Linked DNA regions of Homo sapiens: regions 2, 3, 4, 5, 6 and 7 are each linked to region 1. Evidence: chromatin contacts called from ENCODE Hi-C or POLR2A ChIA-PET data. All regions are on one chromosome and are shown on one strand. Each heading gives the region's core, a stretch centred on a gene start or an enhancer-like site at or near the end of the contact. The rest is flanking DNA. Distances are from core to core; before and after follow the strand shown.

Evidence for each region. Hi-C counts contacts between places; a loop is a spot of excess contacts on that map. ChIA-PET counts read pairs that join two places held with the same protein, here RNA polymerase II (POLR2A). Pooled maps may share reads with other maps.
Region 2: a map of CD8-positive, alpha-beta T cell shows a loop between it and region 1 (7-fold over the local background). The contact joins the promoter of RPS8 here to the promoter of TMEM69 in region 1. A Hi-C loop is called at or near these places in 4 of 168 maps with a recorded cell type or tissue (B cell, CD8-positive, alpha-beta T cell, naive thymus-derived CD4-positive, alpha-beta T cell and 1 more) and 11 of 50 pooled maps. POLR2A ChIA-PET finds 5 or more read pairs at or near these places in 5 of 52 experiments (CD4-positive, alpha-beta T cell, CD4-positive, alpha-beta memory T cell, OCI-LY7 and 2 more).
Region 3: a map of endothelial cell of umbilical vein shows a loop between it and region 1 (2.4-fold over the local background). The contact joins the enhancer-like site here to the promoter of TMEM69 in region 1. A Hi-C loop is called at or near these places in 1 of 168 maps with a recorded cell type or tissue (endothelial cell of umbilical vein), 3 of 37 single-sample maps with no recorded cell type and 7 of 50 pooled maps. POLR2A ChIA-PET finds 5 or more read pairs at or near these places in 3 of 52 experiments (A673, MCF 10A and T-cell).
Region 4: a loop to region 1 is called in a map of B cell, with 16 times the contacts of the local background. The contact joins the promoter of EIF2B3 here to the promoter of TMEM69 in region 1. A Hi-C loop is called at or near these places in 5 of 168 maps with a recorded cell type or tissue (B cell, CD4-positive, alpha-beta memory T cell, gastrocnemius medialis and 1 more), 3 of 37 single-sample maps with no recorded cell type and 10 of 50 pooled maps. POLR2A ChIA-PET finds 5 or more read pairs at or near these places in 3 of 52 experiments (HEK293, T-cell and activated T-cell).
Region 5: a pooled map shows a loop between it and region 1 (4-fold over the local background). The contact joins the promoter of ATPAF1 here to the promoter of TMEM69 in region 1. A Hi-C loop is called at or near these places in 5 of 50 pooled maps. POLR2A ChIA-PET finds 5 or more read pairs at or near these places in 2 of 52 experiments (activated CD8-positive, alpha-beta memory T cell and activated T-cell).
Region 6: a loop to region 1 is called in a map of naive thymus-derived CD4-positive, alpha-beta T cell, with 10 times the contacts of the local background. The contact joins the promoter of MKNK1 here to the promoter of TMEM69 in region 1. A Hi-C loop is called at or near these places in 1 of 168 maps with a recorded cell type or tissue (naive thymus-derived CD4-positive, alpha-beta T cell) and 8 of 50 pooled maps. POLR2A ChIA-PET finds 5 or more read pairs at or near these places in 1 of 52 experiments (GM12878).
Region 7: a map of B cell shows a loop between it and region 1 (21-fold over the local background). The contact joins the promoter of NSUN4 here to the promoter of TMEM69 in region 1. A Hi-C loop is called at or near these places in 2 of 168 maps with a recorded cell type or tissue (B cell and GM12878), 11 of 37 single-sample maps with no recorded cell type and 20 of 50 pooled maps. POLR2A ChIA-PET finds 5 or more read pairs at or near these places in 6 of 52 experiments (CD4-positive, alpha-beta T cell, GM12878, MCF 10A and 3 more).

Annotation. Positions count from the first base shown.
Region 1 is chr1:45,686,805-45,689,549 of GRCh38, reverse strand. TMEM69 (transmembrane protein 69) reads right to left here and starts at 1,369. Exons shown (of 3, transcript NM_016486.4): 1 at 1,275-1,369. It also overlaps a transcript of GPBP1L1 not described here. RefSeq lists enhancers at 1,358-1,427, 2,377-2,706, 2,727-2,745.
Region 2 is chr1:44,774,043-44,776,868 of GRCh38, reverse strand. It overlaps RPS8 (ribosomal protein S8), which reads right to left and starts at 1,329. Exons shown (of 6, transcript NM_001012.2): 1 at 1,269-1,329; 2 at 729-835; 3 at 95-194. The coding sequence starts at 1,272. SNORD55 (small nucleolar RNA, C/D box 55) reads right to left here and starts at 1,004; the gene lies at 931-1,004. SNORD46 (small nucleolar RNA, C/D box 46) reads right to left here and starts at 377; the gene lies at 280-377. RefSeq lists an enhancer at 706-995 and a silencer at 1,076-1,285.
Region 3 is chr1:46,222,366-46,225,129 of GRCh38, reverse strand. No RefSeq gene overlaps it. Among named protein-coding and RNA genes, the nearest start is that of LURAP1, 20 kb to the right of the region's middle. Within about 2 kb of position 1,474, at least 2 of the 41 ENCODE cell types and tissues checked have a DNase peak (open chromatin) inside an H3K27ac peak, as active enhancers do.
Region 4 is chr1:44,985,042-44,987,972 of GRCh38, reverse strand. It overlaps EIF2B3 (eukaryotic translation initiation factor 2B subunit gamma), which reads left to right and starts at 1,378. Exons shown (of 12, transcript NM_020365.5): 1 at 1,378-1,480. RefSeq lists enhancers at 1,035-1,084, 795-1,376, 1,335-1,604 and a silencer at 1,155-1,244.
Region 5 is chr1:46,666,996-46,670,012 of GRCh38, reverse strand. It overlaps ATPAF1 (ATP synthase mitochondrial F1 complex assembly factor 1), which reads left to right and starts at 1,649. Exons shown (of 9, transcript NM_001394565.1): 1 at 1,649-1,956. The coding sequence starts at 1,691. It also overlaps a transcript of TEX38 not described here. RefSeq lists an enhancer at 1,200-1,349 and silencers at 1,862-2,032, 1,460-2,079.
Region 6 is chr1:46,603,002-46,605,986 of GRCh38, reverse strand. It overlaps MKNK1 (MAPK interacting serine/threonine kinase 1), which reads left to right and starts at 1,719. Exons shown (of 13, transcript NM_001135553.4): 1 at 1,719-1,802. RefSeq lists a silencer at 1,538-1,757 and enhancers at 2,088-2,137, 1,905-2,405.
Region 7 is chr1:46,339,326-46,342,092 of GRCh38, reverse strand. It overlaps NSUN4 (NOP2/Sun RNA methyltransferase 4), which reads right to left and starts at 1,286. Exons shown (of 6, transcript NM_199044.4): 1 at 1,174-1,286. The coding sequence starts at 1,266. RefSeq lists enhancers at 1-88, 1,216-1,425, 2,086-2,767.

The DNA of each region.
Region 1 (2,745 bases), core at 120-2,619:
ATTTTTTGTATAGAAGGGGTTTTGCCATATTGCTCAGGCTGGTCTTGAACTCCTGAGCTCAAGCAATCCACCTGCCTCGGCCTCCCAAAGTGCTGGGATTGCAGGTGTGTGCCACTTAGCCTGATATAACACTTAATAAGTTACTACATGTAAATAGCTGAGAACCGTCCCTGACACAAAGCACTTTACACAGGAGGGACTGATTAAAAACTCTAATGTAAGCAGCCAGTAAAAACAGGTGAATGATAATATGGATCTAGATCTGACAATTTCATTCTTAACCAAGAGAATGGGATGTCTAAAAAAACCTACAGTTGCTGCTTAATTTTAAAAAATCGATTGGGCAGGGCGCAGTGACTCGCTCCTGTAAGCCCAGCAGTTTGGGAGGCCGAGGTGGGTGGATCACGAGGTCAGGAGTTCGAGACCAGCCTGGCCAACGTAGTGAACCTCCCCCCCGTCTCTACTAAAAATACAAAAAATTAGCTGGGCGTGGTGGCAGGCGCCTGTAATCCCAGCTACTCGGGAGGCTGAGGCAGGAGAATTGCTTGAACCTGGGAGGCGGAGGTTGCAGTGAGCCGAGATCGCGCCATTGCACTCCAGCCCACGAGACAGTGCGAAGCTCCGTCTCAAAAAAAAAAAAAAAAAATCGATTGAACTAATTTATTGATCACAGATCTTAGGGCTGGGTCAAGAAATCCTGTATACCAGTTAATGTCTTCATACTATACTTAAGGAAGCAAGTAGGGAGGTAAGTAATCCTGGGCCTCCGAGTAGAATTTAGATCACACCCACACCCACCCACCTGAGCCCCAGACCAAAATGCCCGCAGAGCGTACCCATCACTTTTGTTCAAAATCACTTTCTTCTTAAGGACTTTCCAGACCACTCCATTTAAAATCTCAACCATCCCCCCATCTTTGGAAACTCCCTTTCCTCTGTGGCACGTGCTTTCCAACTAGTGGGTATTAAAAAGTGATAACCTAAAAAGTCCAGGGACGGCAGGTGATGCGGGATTAAGGACTGAGACTCAAAGCTTAATCCTCCTAATATAAATGAAAAAGCTCAATATTCCCATTGCCCTGGTGGGAAGACTGCAAACTGCCAGCTTCAAACTGACCTCTGAGAAAGGAAGGCGGGGTTTAGACGCCAGTGTCTTCGGGAAACCCTGCCCGAGAGTGCCCGCGTCTCCAATTTACTACCAACCCTTGGTGCCCTCCCATCCCAACGTCGCAAATTTACTACCAACCCTTGGTGCCTCCCATCCCAACCTGCACCTGTGGCGACTTTGAGACTTGCCAGCGTTGCACGGAGAGAAGGAAAACAACCGCAACAACAGCCCAGGTCCACTGGAAAGGCACTTCCGGCAAGTGGATTCAGAGAGGCCCCTACTTCCTGAGGGCTGAAAAAAAATGAGTCCGGGTAGGGACTTGACCTGCGCTAATTGGTTCCTAGGCCCGGCTTTCTGTTTGGGGGCCATTCTTAATTTCTAGTTGAATCCAGATGTTGAACGGTCCTTGAAGTTCTATTCCAGGGCTCCCAGGCAGCAGAATCTGCCCACAGAGTTCGGGTAAGTAGAGTGCAAGTACTGAAACAATCTCAGAATGATGGTGGTGAAGGAAGGTAAGAGACGGGATTTTAGGCCCAGTGTGACCTGAATTGCTTGCCATCTGTGGGACTTATGTTTTACTTTGCAAAACAGGGTTTATAAGGCCTATGGGGACACATCTCACTGCATTAGGGCCCTTTACTATCATTTAGAGGGGGAAAAAAGCCCAGTTCTTACATCCATTTTCTTTGCTGGGACCTATAAACTTCATTAAGGGTTAAAGAGCACAAGAGCAGGATTTTCACTTCCATGAAAGGTGTGGTGATAAGGGCCCTAGGCTTGGGGGTGGTTCGGAAAGTCAGATCATTTCTCCTACTGCCCTCGGCTTTATTTCTCGGCTATGTGACCTTGGGCAAGTCCCTTCTCTTATCTAGACTTGTTTCACAGGAAATGGCACCAGGCAATTTTAGTGCCCTTCCGTGTCTATGGATAAAACTGAAGACATGTAGTAGGAGATCTCAGGGGCCCACGCCGGCCAGTCCCTCCAATCCTCCGGATTCTAGGTAGTCTAGCTTCCTGGTTGCCAGCCATTACACGGTTTAGCTTTCCGTGCCGGATGGAGCCACAGCGAAGTCTTCCTTAATAGTAAGCGCTTTTAGTCGAGCTAGGCCTTCAGTTTTATTGCCTTCTCTGTCATGGCAGCGCCGCCCCTTCCAGTAGTGCGATACCCAATGAGACTTCAGGTAGGAGAAACGGCACTGTCGCAAGCGCAGGCTCTCGCCGGAATCCCGCCCTTCGCTTGGGCGGGGGAGTGACGCCTGCGCTCCAGGGGAACTACTACTCCCAGCGGGTAGCGCGGCCGACGCAGCCGCGCAGCCTCCGGGGCCAGGCCGTGTGGCCCGCTGGGGACTGGAGTCTCAACGACGCGCACACGAGAAGTAAGGAGCGGAAGGTGGGAAAGGGCCGGAAAACACACGTTCCTCCGAAACCGGTTTGCAAGTCCTTGTAGAGGTAGTTTCGGGACGCGCACTGGCCAAGGGGCGGGCTGTGGGAGGGTGAAGAAAAAAGGGATACACACATGCATACCCACCCACTCATTCATACGCGCCCAGGCCCTGGAAGTGGGCAAGGGGGTTAGAAGGGGCGTACTAAACTAGGCTTGTCCGTGCCTCAGGCGGCACGAGGAAAGGCAGAGGATT
Region 2 (2,826 bases), core at 80-2,579, 910 kb after region 1:
CTTATAGGCGTGAGCCACCGCGCCAGGCCCACTTGGTGAATCTTAAGACCGTTTAGGTGCGTTTTCCCACCCACTCCCAAAGGGCCTCACTCACACTCTGAGCCCCAGGAGAAATTCCCCACGTCCAACCTCAGGGCACGGTATTTCTTGTTACCTCCCCGCACACGGACTGTGTGGATGCGGCGGGGGCCAATCTGGAAAACACAAGGTTACAGGAACTAGGTTACCAAGGAGAGCAAGGCAAGTGAGGGAGAGGAACCTGGGCCGGGAGGAGGCAACAGTCAGTGTAACTATGACAAGTCCTTGCATTGGCAAGTGGCACACAGGTGACCAAGACGGCCACAACCACGCCTAAGGATTCTTTTTCATCACCCTACTTGCCTCCAAGAGGAAAGCCTGACCCCAAATGCTGAAAATTAAGCCTCTGTAAAAAAAACAAGACTAGGCTTCTGACTATGACGCGAGGCGCCACCCTCTCCAGAAGCTCAAGTCCCCACACAGTATCCTTCTCTCTGAAATCCTAAGCTCCAGGTTTGGGGGCCTGAGGGAGCATTCCCTCTTTGGTACTTACTTATCCAACAGCTAAAGGGGGACAGGACACCCAGGCCCTACTACAGAGAAATCAGAGCCCAAGAAAGAACGCACAACTGTCACACGGAAAGACCCGAGCACGCTGGAGAGCGGGGGAAGGCGACCTCCCAGGCGGACAGGCCCACGCTCGCACCCACCTTGGTGTTGGCAGCTGGGCGCCCCAACTCATACTTCCGCTTCTTGTGGTAGGGCTTTCTCTTGCCCCCGGTTTTGCGGCGCTTGTGCCAGTTGTCCCGAGAGATGCCTGCATGTGGAAGCGGGGAAGGAAGCTTGAGCCACTGTGACTCGGTGCTAGCGACTCGCCAGCTCCCGGAGACCCCCGCGCCGGGCCGGTCGCACGCTCAGCTCTCCAAGGTTGGCTTCCCCACCGCGCACTCGGGAGTATGCAGCATTACCGAGTTGTCATCATACACGTGCGGCCAGGCCGGGGCCTCCTCCTCGCGGCAGCCATGTTGGCGCCGCTCGGAGCCCGCAGCCCGCGGCCCGGAACCCGGAGCCCAGAGCCTTCGCAGCCCCCAGAGACGGGCTGGGCGGCCGAAACCCGAGGGCCACCACTCCTCGTGGCTGTCCCTGGCCGGGGGTCGGGGCGTCTGGACTCCTCAGTAGGCTGTGAAGCAGGATGGGGCCTGATTGAGCTCAACCTCCCTTCACCCGCCTCAATGCAGAGCGACACTCACCCATCGCTCGGCGCTGGCTGGAAAGAGAAACCGCAAAGATTCACGGTTCGGTTTGTAAAACGCTGCCCCGCCCCTTTACTTTACGTTGTTTCTGAGCGCCGAAACAACGTCGGGCGACGAGACTTACGTGTCAGCTGCCGCGCCTAGGGCCACGAGCCTAGGAGGGTCTCGCAGGCTGCTGACCTCTGCCGACCCCCGGCGACTCGCCTCCGACCCTGGGCTGGGGGAAGGGGGTCTGCGGCGTCGGCAGATCTGGGCGTGTTTAGACTAGTTTCAGAGGCTGCTGCGGTCGTTTAGGATGAGATGTGGGTGCGGCTGCGTTGAAAAAGAGTGGAAGGCAATGGAATTGGAAACGAGTGTGGACTTGGGTTTTGTTTTGAAGGGTTTGGTGGTAGATTGGACATGGGGATTGAGGGAGAGGGCGGTGTCAAGGATTCCTAAGATTGTCACTTGATCAATCGGATAAATATTGGGGCCATTTACTGAGATGGGGTAGGCTAAGGTAGGAGCTGTTCTGGACACGTTCATTTTGAGATCTTGCTAAGTCATGTTGAGTGGGACTAACAGATAGGAAGCTGAATATTAATGACTGGTCATCCTTATAAGGGATCTGCACCGAAGATGTTATTTTGGGAATCGTTGGCTTATAAATGGTAATTAAAGCCACCAGAATGAACGGAACTTAGGAAGAGAGTATAAAGGAGGGATCAGCTAACTTTTCTGAGCTAGAAGGATATCTATTTTTTAATTAAAAAAAATTTTTAGGCCTGGCGCGGTGGCTCACGCCTGTAATCTCAGCACTTTTGGGAGGCGGAGGCGGGCGGATCACGAGGTCAGGAGTTCGAGACCAGCCTGGCCAACATGGTGAAACCGCGTGTCTACTAAAAAAATACAAAATTTAGTTGAGCATGGTGACGCACACCTGTAATCCCAGCTACTCAGGGAGGCTGAGGCAGGAGAATCGCTTGAACCAGGGAGCTGGAGGTTGCAGTGAGCCGAGATCGCACCACTGCACTCCAGTCTGGCGACAGAGCGAAACTCCGTCTCAAAACAAAACAAACAAACAAAACAAAATTAGCCGGGCGTGGTGGCGGGCGCCTGTAATTCCAGCAACTCCGTCTGGAGGCTGAAGAAGGAGAATCACTTGAACCGGGAGGTGGAGGTTCCAGTGAGCCGAGATGGCACCAATGCACTCACTCCAGCCTGGGTGATGGAGTAAAACTCTGTCTCAAAAAAATAAAATACACAAGTTATTATTGATTATAGTCACCCTGTTTTGCTATCAAATAGTAGGTCTTATTTATGATGATATTTTATTTTTGTACCCATTAGCCATCCCCACCATCCCCACTTCCCCCTACCCTCCCACTACCCTTTCTAGCCTCTGGTAACCATCCTTCTACTCTCTAGGACCATGAGTTCAATTGTTTTGATTTTTAGATCCCACAAATAAGTGAGAACATGCGATTCTCTTTGCATAAGTGTGTTTTTCTGTGCCCAGCTTATTTCACTTAACATAATGACCTTCAGTTCTACCCATGATGTTGCAAATGACGGG
Region 3 (2,764 bases), core at 225-2,724, 540 kb before region 1:
AAGCTGTCACTGAGCTTCCAGTTAGCTCAGTGCTCAACCTCAATGCCTCCATCCTAAATGCAGGCCTCAGCCGGGCATGGTGGCTCAAGCCTGTAATCCTAGCACTTTGAGAGACCGAGGCGAGTGAATCACTTGAGGTTAGGAGTTTGAGACCAGCCTGGCCAACATGGTGAAACCCCATCTCTACTAGAAATACAGAAATTAGCTGGGTGGTAGTGGCGTGTGCCTGTAGTCCCAGCCACTCAGGAGGCTGAGGCAGGAGAATCGCTCGAGCCTGGTAGGCGGAGGTTGCGGTGAGCCGAGATCATGCCACTGCGCTCCAGTCTGGGCGACAGAGTGAGACCCTGTCTCAAAATAAATAAATAAATAAATAAAATAAATAAATGCAGGTCTTTACAATGCCCACTCCCATGGTCTCTTGTCTCAGCCAGCACCGCCCCCGCTTATCCCCCCAGGCACTGTTTCTGCAGCTTTCATGAGCAGCCTCTTCTTTGTCTTTACTCTGACCCCGGACAAAAGCCCCCAGTGCACTTGAGGGCAGTATGCGCCCTCTGATATTTTCCACACCCCGTTTTCATCCCATCCTCTCCTCTCTCTGCATTTCTGCCCTTTTTCTTACCTTCTCCTTCTTTGAGCTCCCAAACAGCTGTACCCTATAAGCCAGAAAAGTCTAGTTAGAGAGAAGCTGAGCCTCAACCAGCCAAGTTAGAGGCAGGTAGAAGGGACCAAAGATATGTGTTTACTGGAGTTTCCGGGCTTCTCTGGTGGTGAACTGAAATCTAAGGTATTCAGCCAGGATGCCTAGACCTAAGCGGAATACCCAGGCAGCCTCACTCACCCCAGCTTTCCAGCCCCACAACACTCTCAGGTGCTATCCAATTGACCCGTAATTCCCTGACCTGTGGAGCCACACCTACTTCTGCAAGACCCATCTAAGTTTCCTAATTTCACAGCTCCCCACCCCCACCTCTGCTTCTAACCTCCAGGTCTGAAATGCTGAGCTCTGTTCCTATGATGTCTGGAGCTACTAGCCCTCCTTCCCAGAAAAATGGTGGGTCCAGGATTGATTTTTCCTCCTATCTGTGATCCAGACTAGTGCATCCTTCACCCCTTCATCCAGTCCAGGCCCAGGGTTTTCTTTCCTGCAGCTCTTCCTCTAAAGACTAAGCTGCCTCTTTAGGAAGAGGTGAGAACGCAAACATTGTAACAGGGGCAAAATTGCTTTCAGTCCCTTTGGGCTTCAGTGGTGTTGACTGGCCAGGTGATGGAGCTGTGGGCATGTGGGCTTGTGATCTGGGTTTTCTGACCTGGACGTCGCCACAACTTTACAATGGGTGATGCTGGGCAAGTCTATGCCCTCTTTAGGTCTGACTCACTAGCCTTTCTGCGCACTGACGGGGGCTGGTCTTTAGAAGGCCATGTTTTATTTGAGCTTGGAGGTTCCACACAGCAACTCCAGCAGTGGTGCATAATGGCCACAAGAGGGCGGGCAACCTCTTCAGCTCATAAGTGTGTAGACTGAACAAGTGAACCTCAAATAAGAATACTATACAGTGTCTTCCAAGAAGGGTATAATTCCATGAACAATGTTGCTGAAGAGAAAAAAAAAAGAAATAAAGGCTGGGCATGGTGGCTCAGGCCTGTAATCTCAGCACTTTGGGACGCTGAGGTGGGAGGATTGTTTGAGCCCAGGAGTTTGAGACCAGCCTAGGCAACATGACAAAACCCTGTCTCTAGAAAAAATACAAAAAGTAACCCGGGCATGGTGATGCGTGCCTGTAGTCGCAGCTACTTAGGAGGCTGAGGAGGATCACTTCAGCCCAGTAGGCAGAGGCTGCAGTGACCCGAGATCGCACCACTGCGCTCCCGCCTGGGCGACAGAGTGAGACCCTGTCTTAAAAATAAAACAACAGGCCAGGCAGGTGGCTCACACCTGTAATCCCAGCACTTTGGAAGGCTGAGATGGGCGGATCACTTGAGGTCAGGAGTTCAAGACCAACCTGGTCAACATGGCAAAACCTCGTCTCTACTAAAAATACAAAAATTAGCCAGGCATGGTGGTGCACGTCTGTAATACCAGCCATTTAGGAGGCTGAGACAGGAGAATCGCTTGAACCCGGAAGGCAGAGGTTGCAGTGAGCCGAGATCGCGTCACTGCACTCCAGCGTGGATGACAGAGCGAGACTCCATCTCAAAAACAAAACAAAACACAAAACAAAACAAACAAACAAAAAAAAACAGGAAGGGTAATTAACCGAGGGCACACTACAAAATGACTACAGAGTAGGGACTGGAATAGGAGATTCAAATTCCCAGTCTGAGGGGAAGTCAGGAGTCCCAAGACCATAGGAGTGGTATGGAGAGGTCTTGTGAGCAGTGGAAGAAGCTGAGAATATACTTTGGACATTTCAATCATTTGAGGGGGTGGGAGGGGAAGAGAGGGTGTTTAGGGACAAGCCATGGACTGAATATTGCTCCAGAAGGACCGGGGTGGGAGTTTCAAAATGAGACTTGAGGAATTTAGGGAAGCAGAGATGATCAATTTGGCTTCCTTCCCTTCCCCAACACAGAATACAAAATAGAGAAATGGCACGAGTTATTCCAGGATTTGAGGAGGACGCCTCTTTTGCAGGAGGATGCAGTGAACAGCCAAAGTCATCTGACATCCTTTTCCATCTTTTTCCTTCTAGTATCCCAGTTTCAAGGCCCAGGAAAGGCAGGGACTAACATATGGAGCAGTTACCCCAGAGTTCAAAGGGTTAAT
Region 4 (2,931 bases), core at 129-2,628, 700 kb after region 1:
AATTTTTTCTTTCTTTCTTTCTTTCTTTTTTTTTTTTTTTTTGTATTTTAGTAGAGACGGGGTTTCACCATGTTGCCCAGGCTGATCTTGAACTCCTGAGCTCAGGCAATCTGCCTGCCTCGGCCTCCCAAAGTGCTAGGATTACAGACGTGAGCCACCACGCCCGGCCTGCTCGCAGTATCTTATCTTTGTGCTCTTGCTGCAGTTCCCTTTGGGTTCCATGTTTTCCTTGTTCCTTTCCATGCCTAACTGGATTGCTGAGTTAAGTTTATGATTATGAAATAAAAACTAAATTAAAAAAAAAAAACAGGGTCTCACTCTGTCGTCTAGGCAGGAGGAGTGCAGTGGCCCGATCATAGCTCACTGCAGCCTCGAACTCCTGGGCTCAAGCGATCCTCCCGTTTCAGCCTCCTGAGCAGCTGGGACTACAGGCACACACTACCATGCCCAGCTAATTTTTACTTTTGTAGAGACTGGAGGCTCTCTCGCACAGGCTGGTCTTGAACGCCCGGTTTCAAGCAATCCTCCCACCTCGGCTTCCCAAATTGCGGAGATTACAGGCATGAGCCACCATGCCCAGCCGCCCCCAGTTTTGATGGCTAAAGTTAACGTGAGTGGCCCTGTTACAAATAGGAAGTCCCGGGCCGGGCGCGGTGGCTCACGCCTGTAATCCCAGCACTTTGGGAGGCCGAGGCGGGCGGATCACGAGGTCAGGAGATCGAGACCATCCTGGCTAACACAGTGAAACCCCCGTCTCTACTAAAAATACAAAAAAATTAGCCGGGCATGGTGGCAGGCGCCTGTAGTCCCAGCTCCTCGGGAGGCTGAGGGAGGAAAATGGCGTGAACCCGGGAGGCCGAGCTTGCAGTGAGCCGAGATCGCGCCACTGCACTCCAGCCTGGGCGACGCAGAGCGAGACTCCGTCTCAAAAAAAACAAAAAACAAACAACAACAACAACAACAACAAAAACAAATAGGAAGTCCTGGCAACCCCTGCAGGGGCATTCGGTGATTTTTTTCACTAGCTAGCCAAAATTGCGGCTCCCAATGAGCTTTCTTTCACCGAATGTACTCGAAGCCAGGTCTTAGACTTACTCCCTGAGGAAAGAGGCTGAGTTGTTCCGTCTGGGTTCCCGGCACCCTGCACTGGGAGGAATACTCAAAAGGCGTTGGTAATGTGTTAATGGACAGAGGGACACACGTGTCGAATGCTCCTCGGTGGCCCCGCCCCCTCCGGCCCGCCTTCCCTCCTCTCCGCTGAGTGTGCTTCCCCTCCGTCATCCATCGCTCGGCGGTCTTCTCTTCTCCATGGGTCTGCTCTGCGCGTTCCATCGAGTTTCTCGGCCATCGCGCGCCTGCGCCATTGGGCTGTCAGTCAGAGGCGGCGTGGAGATCGCTGGGAGCGGTTGCGGCGTGCCGGGAGCTGAGTTATAGCTGTGACTTCTGCCCTGCCAGGCCGCACACAAGCTGGCTGACCCGGGTGAGCAGTGCGGTGGGGCCACTCATCTGAGGGAGGCGGGCATGTCGAACTGGGCCGAGGTGGACCCGAAGGGGTAGGAGAGGGTGCTGAGCCCCGAAGTTGTCAGCTCGACTCCCTGCTCGACCCGGTGTAGCTGTGTCCGAAGTAGAAGGGAGGTTGGGGATGAGAATCCGAGCCAACCACCTTATGCAACAGATGGAGGAACTAAGTTTCTAATCTCAGCTACTCGAGAGTCTGAGGCAGGAGAATCGTTTGAACCCAGGAGGTGGAGGTTGCAGTGAGCCTAATTCGCGCCACTGCACTCCAGCCTGGGCAACATAGTGAGACTCTCCGTTTCAAAAAAAAAAAAAAAAAGAAAAGAAAAGAAAGAAACGAAGTTTCGGGGAGGGTTCTGCTTAAAGTCACAGCGAGTGAGCGAGCACCAGACCGGTACCAGACGCCTTTAGCACTGTGCCTGCACTCTTTCAGCCTCAGCCCTTCATTCATTTGTTCAGCCTGCCTTTAGTTGTTTGGATGCAGGGCAGTGAAATATAGGGAGGAGCAGTGAGGTCTCTGCCTTCAGGCAGCACACGTGGAATGACAGACCAATTCTGATACAGTTTTCTTATCTATTTACAACTGGAAAAGGCATGAGTGCTATGATGCAGGCAAGTCTGAGATGCGGTGAACACCCTCTCCAAAGCTTGGGAGGCAGCGAGACTCGTTGCCATGATTCCCGTCAGCCATAGTCGTGGCAGTGACATGAGCATTTGACAGTCTGCCTGGTAGCATGATTAGTTATGTTCATGATTACTATTCATGCTTCCTAGGTTGCCTTTCTTCACCCAGGGCCTCCTTGAGAGCTGGAACCTCAGTTCCTAGTGACCTGGGTTCTAATGCCCTTATGCACATGTTTGAGTTTGACTCTTATACAGTTGTGAAGTTCACAGGTCCTCATTCCACTTTGATTTCTGGCATCTGACTGGGAATACAGTGATGATGCACACACAGTCCAAGAAAGTCACTCTTACACTCTTATGTAGACATTTAAGAGACATTAATGTTACACTTAAGTAGACATTTAAACACATACGTGCAATGAAACCCGTAAAGGCTAAGAGAATCTGCACATGGCAGAATGGAAGCACTTCGGGAAAAGGAGTCACTTCTGGAGGGGTGGGAACGGTTAGGAATGGCTTTGTAGGCAAGAGGATTCTTGAGCTGTCTTCAAAGTTTAATAGGTGATTACTAGACACAAGAGAAAGGCAGACTAGGAAGCAACAGTAGCAGTGCAGAGACCAGAATTATGAAGCAGCATGGCTCAATTAGTACGAAGGTTTTCCATAATCTAGTCTCTGTCTAGTAAAGCAAATACAAATATAGTGCTTCTCATAAGATGGACATTATTGGCCGGGCGCGGTGGCTCACGCCTGTAATCCCAGCACTTTGGGAGGCCGAGGCGGGTGGATCAT
Region 5 (3,017 bases), core at 400-2,899, 980 kb before region 1:
CTAAATCCCACCAGCAGCCAGCATGATCCTTTTAAAAAGTAGATCATGTTACTCCACTGCTTAAAACATATAGTAACTTCCGATCTCATTCGATTTAAAATCAAAGTCCTTAACCAAGGCCTAAGCAATCTAACTAGCCCTCCCTATACCTTCTTGGTCTCATTTCTGCTGCTGTGCCCTCACTCATTCAGACTCAATAACCTCCTCATCAGGGCCTTTGCACTTGCTGTTTCCCCTACCTGGAAGGCTCTTCCCCCAGCATTCCCACATTACCTTCAGGTCTCTGCTCAAGTGTCCCCTTATCTCTATCTCTCTTGGCCTGCTGTTTTTCTGCATACCATGTAGCATCACCTAACATTATATATTTACTGTCTGTTTCACTCCACTAGAATGTAAGCTCAATGAATTAATATAAACAAGGATCTAAGAACTTCAGATAATGATAACTGCTATAAAGAGAATGCAATAGAGTGATGGGATAAAGACTATAAAGAGATGGAGGGGTTGTCATTTAGGTCCCTTGGAGGTGCTTACATGTGAACTGAGCCCTTAGATGATGAGGAGGCAGCCACATGCAGATCCACAGAGAAAACAGCAAGTGTTAGGAGTGTGAGCCAGGTATGGGCTGGCATACTTGAAGGACTTATTCATCTTCCATTACACTGTTCCTCGCACAGGGCAGGGCTCAGGGCTGATCTCCATGAGCATAGGTTGGATTGAGCAGAGTTGAAGGCTCTGCCCCTGTCCCAGGAGGGGCTTCAATCAGACAAAACCCAGACAAGAAGGACCTGATGATGAGTACTGTCCCAGAGAGCCCACTCCAGGACTGGCCCTGTTCTGTGAGCAGGTGGGACACAGAGATGTTAATGTCACTGTCCCTGACCCTAGGAGCTCACACCTGGTTCAGACGGTAAGGAAGATTGTGGCATTTGGGTTGAGAGAATGGAAGGAGAGAGGATTCCAGGGGTCAAAAAGGGCCTGAATAAGGACTCTTCAAGGAGTAATCCTGGTGTTTCTTTGGGAGAGAATAGGTCACTGTGGCTGGAGTTCAAGGAGGATGTCAGGAAGCAGAGGAAAAGGAGGCTTGGGAGGCAGCTGCCATCTTGAAAAGAGCTCAGCTGTCGGGTAGAACTTGAACAAGTCACATAATTACTCTCGGCCTCAGTTTCCTTATTTGTTAGATGAGGATAATACTGCCACACAGAGTATGAAGCCGCTCAGTGTCCTGCACATAGCAACCTCAGTAAAGAGAAGCTTGCTGCTGTGATTATAGTTGATGAAAAGACCTTCGATGCTGAAGGACGGACTACTACATCGAGTGCCTGGCACTACAGCGAGTGCCAGGGGCAAGCACCGCGAGGACATGGAGATCCGCTGGCTTTAGAGAACGGACTTGGCGCGCAGAGGCTGCTGGTCCCAGAGGGAGGAAGGGCGTTGAATTTGGGCAGCCTCCCTGGAGGAGGCGGGCCGTGGCATACACAGGGCGGCGAGAGCGCGCAGTGCCGGGGCCAGAGCGGCGCGCCCCCTCCTCCCCGCCCCGCCTCGCCGCTATCCCGCGCCCGGAACCTTGGGCGCGCGGAACCTCGGTGCCGGAGCGCGGGCGCGGCGCACTCGGAGCGGGATGGAGCGGGCGCGCGGGCCGCGGGCCGAGGCCGACGCGCCTGAGGAGGAGGAGGAGGCGGGGGCGGCCATGGCTGCTGTGGTGGTGGCGGCTGCGGGTGGCGCGGGACCGGCGGTCCTGCAGGTGGCCGGTCTCTACCGGGGCCTGTGCGCGGTGCGCAGCCGCGCCCTGGGCCTGGGGCTCGTGTCACCCGCGCAGCTGCGCGTCTTCCCAGTGCGCCCCGGCTCGGGCCGGCCCGAGGGGGGCGCCGACAGCAGCGGGGTCGGGGCCGAGGCCGAGCTCCAGGCCAACCCTTTCTACGACCGCTACCGCGACAAGATCCAGCTGCTGCGCAGGTGCGGGCCTGGGTTGGCTGGAGGCGGGCAGGAGGCGGGAGGAGGGGCGGCCCGGGCTGCTGGGCCTTAGGACAGCCCTGTGAGGTGGGCACTAGTACTGTCCCAGCTCTTCAGATGATGTAGCCAGGCTCCGCGAGGCTAGGTCACTTGCCCAAGATCACACAGCTAATTGGTGTCAGAGCTGGGAGTCTCTGCAAAGCCCTGGCTCGTTCCACGTTTGTCTGCTTTGGTTCTCCAAACGCTAAGGTGGACTCTTATGACAGCCCTGAGGCAGGCAGCTCAGAGACACCTGTCCTCATTATAGAAATGGGAAAACGCCTTCTAGAGAAGGGACTTGACTTGCTCAAGGTCACATATTAAGATAGCTGAGGCCTGGCTCAGAGCTGGAGTTCCCAGGCTGGTGGTAGCTTAGGGCCTTGACTGCAAGGAAAGGCGACTGGGGATGGGAGGAGGGCATCAAAGACTAATAGTGTCACAGTCGGATCACCCATTGAACCCTCTTAAGGAGACTGAGGATCAGCGAGAGTAAGAGACTTGCCAAAGGTCACACAGCTGTTTGGGATTTGTCTGACTCTGAGTCCAGGGTCCCTAACACCACCTCTTAGCTTCCAGAGGGAAGGATCTGGAGCTTAGAGGGGCTTAAGGTGCATATGAGGGGCTATAGGAGCATCTGAAGAGTTCAAGTGGGAAGAGCTAAAGGAGATCAGAGGTGAAAATTAAAGGGGCTTGGGAGAGAATTTAGCAGGGTAAGAAGGTAGTTGTCTTATGAAAGGAAACCAAAGACTTAGTACTGTAAATTTGAGTTCTGTCTCATCTCTACTTCCACTGCCTTAATCTACTCCATCATCGTCACCTGGGCTGTTGCCATTATCCTCTAACTAGAGTTCCCTACTTCCATTCCTGGACTACTTTACCCCAGTTCCTCTCACTGCTACTGTAGTGATCTTTCTTGCCATTTGAAACAGTTATGCAGTAAATGAATGAGTATTTTTGCTCTCCTTCCAGCAGCATTGAGATAGTCTCAAGTATTTGTCATCTTAAAAGCCTTTCTTTGATGTACA
Region 6 (2,985 bases), core at 470-2,969, 920 kb before region 1:
AAGGGTCCTGGGAGGTAGAGTGGCAGCTTGGTTGAGAAGTCAGGCTGGGCTTTATTTTCCTGTTGGCTCAAGGTCCATAACAAAGCTGGGCATAGTGGCTCTTCCCTGTAATCCCAGCACTTTGGGAGGCCAAGGTGGGAGGATCATTGAGCTCAGGAGTTCGAGACCAGCCTGGGCAACATGGCAAAACCCTGCCTCTAAAAAAATTCAAAAATTAGCCAGTCATGGTAGTGCATGCCTGTAATCCCAGCTACTCAGGAGGCTGAAGCAGGAGGATCACTTGAGCCCAAGCAGAGGTTGCAGTGAGCAAAGCTGGTGCCACTGCACTCCAGCCTGGGGAACACAGTGAGACCTTGTCTCAGAAAAAAAAAAAGAAAAAAAATTCCAAAACAATATTTGGAGCAGGGACCTAGGTAGTAAGCCATCCTCTCCAGCCTGGGGCAGAGCATCCACCTATTGAGTAAAGGATGCCGCATCACCCTCGGCTCCCATAAACACTGCAGCCTCTGAGGTTTCCTGTTGCCTCTCCTCCCTACCCCACAGCAAGCTGTGGAATATGTGGTGAAATAAGCCACAGTCATGACTAGAGCTCCACCTGCTTTGGGGGAGCCCTCCTTCCTCTGAGCACCCCCAGAGCCCTCAAAGATGTTAACTGAATTTGATTGCCATGTGAGGGACATAGCAACTTTGAGAACCTGGAACATAGGTCCTGAATCTCTTGGGCTATTGCCACAGGCAACAGGGAAGGGAACAGGCCAGCAGGGCCTCTGAAGACTTGAAGCTTGGATCGGCCTCCACGGAAGGTAATGAGTGGGAGAAGTCAGGATACATCGGGGCCCTCAGGTTGGACCGCAGGATTCCAGAAGGGAATGAACACAGAAGCTTGATCTTCCGCCTCTCCGGCCTTCACCCAGATTGGGAAATCTAGCAAAGTCCTGAATGTTCACTAATATTCCCAATCTCCTTCCATCATACAGATGAAAAGACAGCCCCGACAAGACAGGGAACAAATGTTTGTCAGGTGGATGATGGGAAGCAAGTCCCTGGGGCTCTTTAACTAGCTTGGCTTACCAAATCCTCACGATAATCCTGAGACAGGCAGGGAAGGGATGTTCACCTCCATCACTCGGAGTCAGCGCCTGAATTAAATCCCAGTCCACACTCTCATCCTTTCTCATCGCAGCTGCAGACTTGGGAAGGGGATGTGGGGAGACTGGTTGAGGCATTAACCTATTTACAGTTGTTTTTCCCCAAGAAATGAACTTTTAAAAGTTTTAAAAATTTTGAAATACTGGGGATAATGTTGTACTCAAGGAGAAACTCTTATGGTGAAATTCTAGGCACTCAGACTTTTAAAGAAATTGTACAGAATTGGCCCCCGTTTTAGAAAAGACTAGCAGCATTTCCCCACATATAAAAGGCATTTTAAAATTCCTTCCTGGCCTGCAGAAGCTCTCAGTACATGTTAATTACACCTGTCGCGCCCGGCCTCCTACCTTCCCGGGCTTCTCCACCCTCCATTCGGAAAAGAAAGCGCCGGAGGAGCTAAGCCCCACCCGCTTGCCAGCAATCTCCCCTCTCCCCGCCTCTTCCCTGTCACGCCTGCGCAGTTCGCTCAGCTCGAGCCCCCTGCCCTCAGGCGGCCCTGGGTAGCCATCAGGGCGCAGGCGCAGCTCCGCCCCCTCACCCTCCTCTCTGATCGGGCCCACCCCCTGGATCTAGCACCGCCTCTTCCGCGTTCTCGGAGGAGCGATCTGCAGGTAGGGGTGCGCGCGACCGCTCCCCGGCGGGAGCCAGCGAAGGTAAAAGCGAGACCTGCGAGGTATTCCTCCGAGCTAAATGGGGCCGGGGTCTGTGAGTGAGCTCGTGTGCCCGGAAGGGGGCAGTCAGGGCCTTCACGGCTGCCCGAGGTCACGACGCGATTCAGCTGCGGAGGGACAGCCTAAGGGGACGCTTTTCAGGACTGTCCCGAGCTGTCTGCGACCTCTGTGCCTGGGGTCGGGGCGTGGCCGGTGTCCGAGATGGCGCTTACTCTGTGGCCCGTTTGAGACTCAGTCTCTCCCAGGGATCAGGACCGAGGCTATGGCTGGGCGCAGGGCTCAGGCAGTCCAGTATCATGAATAGTTTTTCACGTGAGGAATTTGTGAAATCTGTGTACTGCGTTATTTTTAAGTTAATTGTTTTCATTTATTTTCAGTATTTAAAGGCTCCTGCCTGTGTGGATGGCTGTCCACAGGGAAAGGTAATAAGAGTGTCAGGTGCACCCTGTCTTCTAGAGAGCTCCAAGCTCCCTGACAGTGGCAGATCAGAGGCAGGCAGGCTCACAGGAATGAAGTGTTGTTAGAAGTGCTCAACTTCAGGGTCAGGGAGTCCTGGGTTTAGATCTCATCTCTTCCACCTCTTAGCTGTGTGTCCTGGGGCAAGTCTGCTTCCCCTCCCAGAGCTTCACTTTCTTCCCTAGGAAATGGCCATAATAGGGTCATTGTGAAGGGTGAATAGGATTATATGGAAGTCACCTAGTATGGCGCCTGTCATGTAATGGGTGCTGAATACATGGTAGCTGTGATTTCTAGGAGCTTGGTCATTTTGGATTGGGGTACTTTAGAAAGGCTCTGAGAGAAGAGTTGTTGTGACCTGGGCCTTGAAGCCTCAGTGGGATTTACAGATGGAACTGACCCTGCAGAATGGGAAGGGCACCACTGCCCATGCGCCAGGCACATGCTGGACAGTAGGTGTAATGTCTCACTGGATCACCACCCATCAGCCAGGTGCTTTCAGCCCACTCTCCTTAGCTTCAGCCCTTCATTAGAGGGCTGGGCTGGAAGTGATGTGAAGAGGAAATCCAGGGTTGGGTTTTATATGGAACTGAGCCAGCTAGAGGCTTTGGTGCCCCCTCTGCCCATCTGCTCCCACCTCAACACTTCTCTCTCTGTAATCCAGAGAGTTGGTTAGGAGTCCTGTTACTCTGGTATTTTGCAGATGTTG
Region 7 (2,767 bases), core at 37-2,536, 650 kb before region 1:
AGCAAGAGGAGGTGAAATCGTGAGGCAAGTTCCCGGGGTCCTATGTGTAGGAGGAGGCGAAATCATGGGTCCAGTTTCCAAGGGTACATGAGTGAGCTGAGGGGAGGTCACTGGGCTCGTTCCCGGGGACTGATGAGCAAGGGGAAAGGAGGTTGCCGGGCTGGTTCCAAAAGCTGAAGGCCATCCGCTAGAGTAACAGAGATTAGTGTGCTGGTCACAGTACGTGCCTTGAAGACAGGGACGCCGCATTCTGGAGGGACTCATCCAGCTGCAATAAGGTGTCCGCTGACAGAGAGGGGGTGACCCCGGAATGCTGAACTGCTCAAAATAAGGGCTGGAGAGTGGGGAACCCGAGTGGCAGGGCTAGCGGCAGTAGGTCCTTTCCAGGAGTGGGGAAGAGGACTCAAAAGACCATCTCCCTGAGTGCGAGGAAGGTTGTGGGGGTGGAAGAGATGGTGGAGGTGGCGAGGGAATCGGCTGGGGTGGGCAGGGGGGCGTGCCGGTCATAGAAGAAATTCCAGGGCTTCCAGTGAGGCAAGAAAAAGGGTCTCTGGAGAAGCAAGGAGAGTCCAGAGGATGAGAGGATTCGTTGCACCTTTTGCCAGGGTTTGGGCCGGCAGTATGGACAGGGTGGTCGCTGTAACCTTGCCCGGTCGCCAGAGGCAGCTCGAGGTTGAGGAAGGGGCTGAATCCTTTCCTGCAAGGCGGCGGAGACCCAGGAGTGCAGGCAAGGTCGCTATGGTATTTTCCGAGGGGTGAGGGCGACCGGGCTGGAAAATCAATGAGGAAAGGAGAAGTCATGTGGGGGAAGAATGGGCAAGGGAAAGGGGGAGGGGAGGGAGGGAAGTAAAAGGGGGAGTGGGGGACAGAAAGGTAGGTGGACACAGCTGGGGAACAAGAGACAGTGACATCACTAAAAGAATGAAGGCGAAGGTGATGACGCAACTTGGGCGGAGTCAGGAGACTGCAGACGTAACAAGTGGAAGACACTAACGCTCGGGACATAGAGTGCGGACAGAGGCGGTGACGGAAAAGACGAGAGAGGGAGGTGCCTAAGGACGTTCCGTGGAGTGCTTGGGAAAGACGCTAGGCGTTCTAGAGGGCCGGGAAACGGAAAGACTGGAGAAGTTTCCACCCTCACTTTTCCCTCCTGCGCCCCCAGCCGGACCTTACCCATTTCTTCTTATATCGATGTCTCCGCGGGACCGTCGCGAGGTCCACACGCTTCAGCAGCTCCCGGACACCCCTCAGTGTCAGCGCAGCCATATCGGCGTGCTCCACGGGGTAATTCCGACCGGAACCGCGACAGGAGACTCGCGTGTTCCGGGGAGGTGGTGAGCGCCACCCGGCGGGACACGAGCGAAAAAAGGGAAAGGAAATACATCTGACGCTCTCCCAGGACTCCGCGCGCCTCTACAGACTCCGCCCAGCCAGGAGTCCCCTGAAGGCTGCTGGAAAAAGAGCAACCTGGCACCCGGAATAATGACTCTGCCTGGATGCTTAGAGCAGTGCGAGGGACTCCCAAGAAGCCCCTAGCCCACTTGGGGGACCAGGGAGGATTAGGAGTTGGTGGTTGAGTACCGAAAGAGTTAGCTAGGCGAAAAGGGGCGGGAAGGGCCTCCTAGGCCGAAATTGCATGGAGGAAGATCCTTAGGTAGAGGAAAATGAGACCAGGCTTGTAGGCAGAAGCAGATTTGCAGTGAAACAAATGAAGCTTAAGTTTCGGGACCTGGCCGGGCGTGGTGGCTCACGCCTGTAATCCCAGCACTTTGGGAGGCCGAGGCGAGCAGATCACGAGGTCAGGAGATCGAGACCCTCCTGGCTAACACGGTGAAACCCCGTCTCTACCAAAAATACAAAAAATTAGCCGGGCGAGGTTGCTGGCGCCTGCAGTCCCAGCTACTCGGGAAGCTGAGGGATGGCGTGAACCCGGGAGGCGGAGCTTGCAGTGAGCCCAGATCGCGCCACTGCACTCCAGCCTGGGCGACAAAGCGAGACTCCGTCTCAAAAAAAAAAAAAAAAAAAAAAAAAGTGGAGGCGTGAATAACCCACCCCTTGTTTAGCGTACCATCAAGAAATAACCATAAAAATGGGCAAGCAGCCCTTGGAGCTGCTCTATCTATGGACTATCCATTCTTTTATTCTTGTACTTTAATAAACTTGCTCTCACTTTGCATTGCGGACTCGCCCTGAATTCTTTCTTGTGCGAGATCCATGAACCTCTCTTGGGGTCCGGATCGGGACCCCTTTCTGGTAACAATGCCTGTAATCCCAGCCAATCTCCCTGCCTTTTGATCTCCCTGCCTCACTCCTACCCACCCTGATAATTGGCTGTTGAATGATCATTTAAAAACACAGTTTCTGATCATGTCCCTCCTCTCCACTGGATCCCTACTGGTGATGTCAAATGTTGTGGGGCCTAACGCTTCCGCAATTTGAGAAGACATAGTTAAGAAAAATAATACAAAACTTGGCCGGGCGCGGTGGCTCACGCTGCCCCCAGCCGAAAGCTTTTTCTTATTTGGCATTTGAATGTGGAATTTTGGAATTTTCTTATTGGCAACAAATACTGTCAGTTATTTTCCTTGAAGTGACAGGCTCACTTTGTTCATTTTTCAAGAAAAAGGCTGGCCGGCACTGTGGCTCATTCCTGTAATCCTAGCACTTGGGAGGCCGAGGTGGGTGGATCACCTGAGGTCAGGAGTTGGAGACCAGCCAGGCCAACGTGGTGAAACCCAGTCTCTACTAAAAATACAAAAATTAGTTG